Linked DNA regions of Homo sapiens: region 2 is linked to region 1. Evidence: read pairs that join two places in POLR2A ChIA-PET (ENCODE). Cell type or tissue: K562. All regions are shown on one strand. Each heading gives the region's core, and the rest is flanking DNA. Links, peaks and the distances in the headings are about the cores only.

Evidence for each region. ChIA-PET counts read pairs that join two places held together with the same protein. Peaks named below come from ENCODE experiments on the same cell type or tissue, not always from the same donor. Only the 100,000 strongest peaks of a DNase experiment are listed, where the experiment ranks them.
Region 2: POLR2A ChIA-PET joins it to region 1 with 6 read pairs; 3 of 35 experiments call an interaction of 5 or more read pairs at or near these places.

The regions. Positions count from the first base shown.
Region 1 is chr11:71,961,946-71,964,867 of GRCh38, forward strand. The region is part of intron 3 of RNF121 (ring finger protein 121); the gene reads left to right. Among named protein-coding and RNA genes, the nearest start is that of RNF121, 34 kb to the left of the region's middle. RefSeq lists an enhancer at 791-910. In K562, for the core only: no CTCF peak of the experiment used is centred there; no DNase peak of the experiment used is centred there.
Region 2 is chr11:72,068,559-72,071,480 of GRCh38, forward strand. NUMA1 (nuclear mitotic apparatus protein 1) reads right to left here. Exons shown (of 27, transcript NM_006185.4): 2 at 1,284-1,353. Among named protein-coding and RNA genes, the nearest start is that of MIR3165, 2.3 kb to the right of the region's middle. In K562, for the core only: no CTCF peak of the experiment used is centred there; a DNase peak (open chromatin) is centred at 1,541.

The DNA.
Region 1 (2,922 bases), core at 111-2,610:
ATTTTGGCTAATCTGCAAAGATTTTTTTTTTTTTTTTTTTGAGACAGAGTCTCGCTGTGTCGCCCAGGCGGGAGTGCAGTGGTGCAATCTCTGCTCACTGCAAGCTCCGCCTCCCGGGTTCACGCCATTCTCCTGCCTCGGCTTCCCGCATAGCTGGGACTACAGGTGCCCACCATCACGCCTGACTAATTTTTTTGTATTTTTAGTAGAGACGGGGTTTCACTGTGTTAGCCAGGATGGTCTCGATCTCCTGACCTTGTGATCCGCCTCGGCCTCCCAAAGTGCTGGGATTACAGGCGTGAGCCACCGCGCCCGGCAGATTTTTACAACCTATTCTGAAGAAAGTGAGTATGCATATATGCACTGCAGTAATTTTCAATAAGAACTTTTTCCTTAAGTGTGGAATCCTTTCTTTAAACATTATCTTAAGGAAAAACTCAATCTGGGAAACAGTTAAGAGGCTGCTCTGCTTGATATGAAGGTTGGGTAACCCTAACACCTCTGCTTCCCCCTCTGAAATCTCTAGGACTCATCATAGCACTGTTAGAAAACCACTGATGTGTTATTCATTAGTTAATTCTTAACAGGAGATGTGTCTGTGACTTAATGAGGCCAGTTGTACTAGGAATGTGCAGTTTACTTGTTACTACCACATCCTGTAAACATAATGCTGAATTTTATTGGTGAGAGGATATGCTAACATGATAGCACATCTTACACTGAGAAACTTAAACTCATATCTTTAGAAAATAAGAAAAGAAATCTACCTAGGAGTGGAATTGCTGAGTCATGTGGTAACTCTGTGTTTAATGTTTTGAGGAACTGAGAAATTGTTTTCCACAGAAGCTGCACAATTTTCCATTCTGTCCTAACGTGGGTTGGGTTTTCATTCCTCCACATTCTTATCAAGACTTCTTACTTCTTTCACTCCGTTTTTTTTTAAATTTTATTTATTATAGCTACTTTAGTGGATGTAGATGTCATTGTGGTGTTGATTTGTATTTCCCTAATGACTAATGATGTTGGGCATCTTTTCCTGTGCTTATGGGTCATTTGTATATTTTCCTTAGAGAAATGTTTGTTTAAGTCTTTGCCCAATTTTTGGTTGAATTTTTTGTCTTTTTGTTGAGTTGTTAGAGTACTTTATATAATCTGGATAATAGACCATTATCAGATATATGATTTTAAAATATTTCCTCACATTTTATCGGTTGTCTTGACACTTTATTGATAGTGTCCTTTGATGCATAAACAGTTTTTAATTTTGATGAAGTTCAGTATATCTATTTTTTAATTTTATTGGTTGTGCTTTTAGTGTCATATCTAAGAATCCATTGCCAAGTCCAAGGTCATAGAGATTACTCTTATGTTTTCTTTGAAGAGTTTCATAGTCTTGGCCCGGTGGGGTGGCTCAAGCCTGTAATTCCAGCACTTTGGGAGGCTGAGGTGGGCGGATCACAAGGTCAGGAGTTTGAGACCAGCCTGGCCAACATGGTGAAACCCCGTCTCTAATAAAAATACAAAAATAGCTGGGCGTGGTGGCACGTGCCTGTAATCCCAGCTACTCGGAAGGCTGAGGCAGGAGAATCGCTTGAATCAGGGAGTTGGAGGTTGCAATGAGCCAAGATCGCACCACTGCACCCCAGCCTGATAACAGAGCAAGACTCCTTCCCAAAAAAAAAAGAGTTTTATAGTCTTAGCTCTTACATTTGGAGTTTTGGTCCATTTTGAGTTTTTGTAAATGGTGTGAGATAAGAATCTAAGTTCATTCTTTTGCATGTGGATAGCCAGTTGTCCCAGCATCATTTATTGAAGAGACTTCTTTCTCCATTGGATGGTCGTGGCATGTCACGACCTTGTCAGAAATCAATTGATCAAAGATATGTTGGCTTATTTTTGTACTCTCAGTTTTATTCCGTTGATCTATATGTCTGTTCTTTTGCAGGTACCACATTGTTATGATTACTGTAGCACTGTAGTAAGTTCTGAAATTGGAAAGTATGTTCCTCAACTTTGTTATTATTTTTCAAGATTGTTTCAGCTATTCTGAGTCCTTTGCAATTCCTTATTAATTTTAATATCAACGTTTCCATTTTACAAACAAAATCAGTTGGAATTTTGATAAAGATTGGTTTGATTCTCTAGATTGTTTGGGGAAATGTTTCCATCTTAACAATATTAATCTTCCAGTACCTGAACACAGGATATCTTTTCATTTATTTGGGTCTTTAATCTCTTTCATCAATGTTTTGTAGTTTTCAATGTACAAGTCTTGCACCTCCTTTGTTAAACTTATTCCTAAGTATGTTATTCTTTTTGATGCCATTGTTAATGGAATTTTTAAAAATTTCCTTTTTGAATTATTCATTGCTAATATATAGAATTTCAACTGATCGTTTTGTGTTAGTCTTCCAACTTTGCTGAATTTATTAGCTCTAATAGTTTTTAAAGTTTTTTTTAGGATTTTTTATATATAAGATTGGTCATCTGAGAGTAGAGTTTCACTTCTTCTTTTCCAATTGGATACCTTTTTTTTTCCTGAGACAAGGTCTTATTCTGATTGCCCATACTGGAATGCAGTGGTGCAGTATGGCGATTTCGGCTCACTGCAGCCTCTACTTCTGCAGGCTCAGGTGATCCTCCCACCTCAGACTTCCAAGTAGCTGGGACTACACGCGCACACCACAGCACCAGGCTAATTTTTTGTATTTTTGGTGGAGAGAGGGTTTTGCCAGGTTGCCTAGGCTGGTCTCGCCCTCCTGAACTCAAGCAATCCGCCTGCCTCAGCCTCCCAAAGTGTTGGGATTACAGGCGTGAGCCACCGTGCCTGGTATTATAAGCTGTGTTTTAGTACAAGTTAGCAACCTGTCAGGAATGTTGTGGAGGGGATGTTTGTGATTTTTTATGGGATGGTTGACTGGA
Region 2 (2,922 bases), core at 217-2,716, 110 kb after region 1:
TGCAGTGAGCTGAGATCCCGCCATTGCACTCCAGTCTGGGTGACAGAGAGAGACCCTGTCTGGAAAAAAAAAAGAAAAGAAAGGCCAGTTTTCTCCATTATCTAGTCACCCCAACCTATAAGCAAGCATATGCACAGTCACTATAAAGGAAAGTGACTTGTTTTCCAGCAGACATTTCTAATCTTATTAAATCAAATGAAAACTGCAATCAAAATACTCTCCTTAGGAAGTTATTTACTTATTCTAACAAAACACTTCTTTGGGAGCTGCCTTTAAAGTCTACTCCATGTGAGACAAACAGAAAAATTCGGTGTTACTGTTTTATAGTCACACCTCATCCTTCACCAAAAAAGGTATTGCCTTGCATGAATCTTTGGCTCACGGCATCTTCTGGCTGTTTCTAAAAATTGAATCCACCAAGCTAAGAGTAAAGATTTGCTACCTCTGAGGATATTCAAAAGATTGGCTCAGAGGCAGTCTGAGGCAATGACACCATCACCAAAGGAAATCTAAAGGCTGAGAACACAATTACTTTGAAGGGGTCAAACTTAAAAACATTCTAATTGCCCCATAATTACAATCAAGGGGGCAAGACATGTACAATATCTGTCACATTTGTTCAACTATTATATCACTTTATAATTACACATTATATAATGATAAATTTTGGCCCTGGAAGAAATCTTCAAGATCATATAATCCTAACTGTCCCTTTTTACATATGAGAAAAGTTCAGTCCATTGAGGTTAGGCAATTTGTCCCTGGTCACACATCTGGTTAGCAACAGTCAGGATGAGAAACCCAGACACCCAAACTCCCAGCATAATGCACCCACACATACTTATGTATACAGCTCCTCCTCCCCTGCTTCTCACTTCCTTCACTCCCCTGATCAAAAGGGACAGAAATAACTTGGGACACTAAAGCACACCAAGAATGGTTCTGAAACCCAGTAGCAGAGAAATGATGGCTTAAAAACCAGGACTTCTCTGCAGTGGCCTCAATGGCCAATGTTTAGTGTCTGGCTCACAAGAGTTCTGGGCAATCTACCTCAGAGCAAGGGCCAATGAAAACCTCTGGACACCACCCTCCCACAGTTAGAAAAATATCTTTATTAAACCTCTCTGCTCTCCTCCTACAGTAACCTGTTTGCCTCAAATAATTGAAAGACAAAGACAATCACTTTGAAGAATCTGGGTCAGGGAAAAAGTAAATGGTAGAGATCCTGCTCAGGACAAAGCTGACCTATGAAAAACTAGAGGGCAGAAACCATTTTGACTTACCTCCTGGTGGAAGCCTCCACACACTAGAACAGGGTGATCTCCAGCAGTCTGGCTTAGAATTAGTTTCCACCTAGGGAAGGGGCAAAGGGACAGGAATGATTATTCATTCCCCTAACCCACCCACTCTTAGTGAGCTCAGCCTCACATTATCCTGGGCAACCCCAGCGTTCTGTGGATCAGACAGCAAGCAGAAGGGAAGCCATGCAGGCCAGGTCAACGGGGTGAGTCAGTGGCAGAGCAGGAAGAGTCACTGGGGCAGAAATTCTGGCCTTCTGTGGCAAGACTGCCAAGCCACACCCACACTTGGTCAGCACTGTGAAGGCCCTGCCCTGTTAGGATTTCAGTCTTTAAGCCAGAAAACTTCTTCCTCAGGAGGCCCCACACCACTCTCATTTTCAAGTGTCTCTCCTCCTGCTCAAAAATCTTCCAGTTTTCTTCTCCCTAAAGCATCATATCTAAATTCTTTGGCTTAACTTTCCAAATCCTCCATTATATGGCCTCAAGTCATTTATTCAACCTTATTTCCCACTATTCTACAGAATATACTCTGAATTGATCAAGCCAGTCTTCCCACTTCTCTCTGCGTGAGCCAAGCCTTTTCTCATTTCCCTGCTTTCAATTATCCAGGAGTGGTAAATTCAAACATCTTCAGGGGTCAGGCAGGTAACAGAAACAAATTATCCAGGCAAGGCCCAGTGGCTCACAGCGGTAATCCCAGCACTTTGGGAAGCCAAGGTGGGCAGATCGCTTGAGCTCAGGAGTTCCAGACCAACCTGGGCAACATAGTAAAACTCCGTCTCTACAAAAATACAAAAAATTAGCTAGGTGTGGTGGAGTGTGCCTGGGTCCCACCCACTTGGGAGGCTGCAGTGAGCTGAGACCGTGCCACTGGACTCCAGCCTGGGCAACAGAGCGAAACCACGTATCCAAACAAAACAAAATGAATGATCCAGTGGGGCACATGGCAGATCTAGGAAACGCTGCACCCCCCTAAAGGCATTCAAATATTTTAATTCAAATATTTATGTAGTGTCTCACTGTGAGCATCACGATAACCTTTTAAATAGTTATTAATACTCTATCTTGCAAATGAGAAAACTTCCCCAAGGTTAGGTAACTGGCAAAATGCTGGGCACAGTCTCTAGACCTGTCTGATGCCAAAGCAAGAGCTCTACACCATTAGGCTTCTAGCAGTGCAAACACCATGGAAGATACAGAACCCTCAAAGTCACTTTTCATGATACACAACCTTAATAGTAGGATGGGAAGCCCAAATCACAGCTTATCTAACCATATCCCAACTGCCTCCAATTCTGTTCATTTTCCAAACCCCATCTTTCTGCCAAAGTATTTCATTCCTAGTTATCCAAGTCCTACTGAATTCCTTCTTCTGTAAATTCCTATAGGGTTTATAGATTAGACAACACAAATAAGTGCTAAATTATATACTGTCTTGCAAAATCAGATACTGCTTCTATGTATTTTAGTGTCAGCCTCATCAATCAAACTATTGTATTAATCTATATAGTTCTTCTACCAAAAATGCCTAACCTGAATCTAATCAAGAAGAATCAGACAAATGCTATGAAAGACAAAAAGGCATTCAGATTAAAAAAGAACTGTTCAAAGTTAAAGCAGA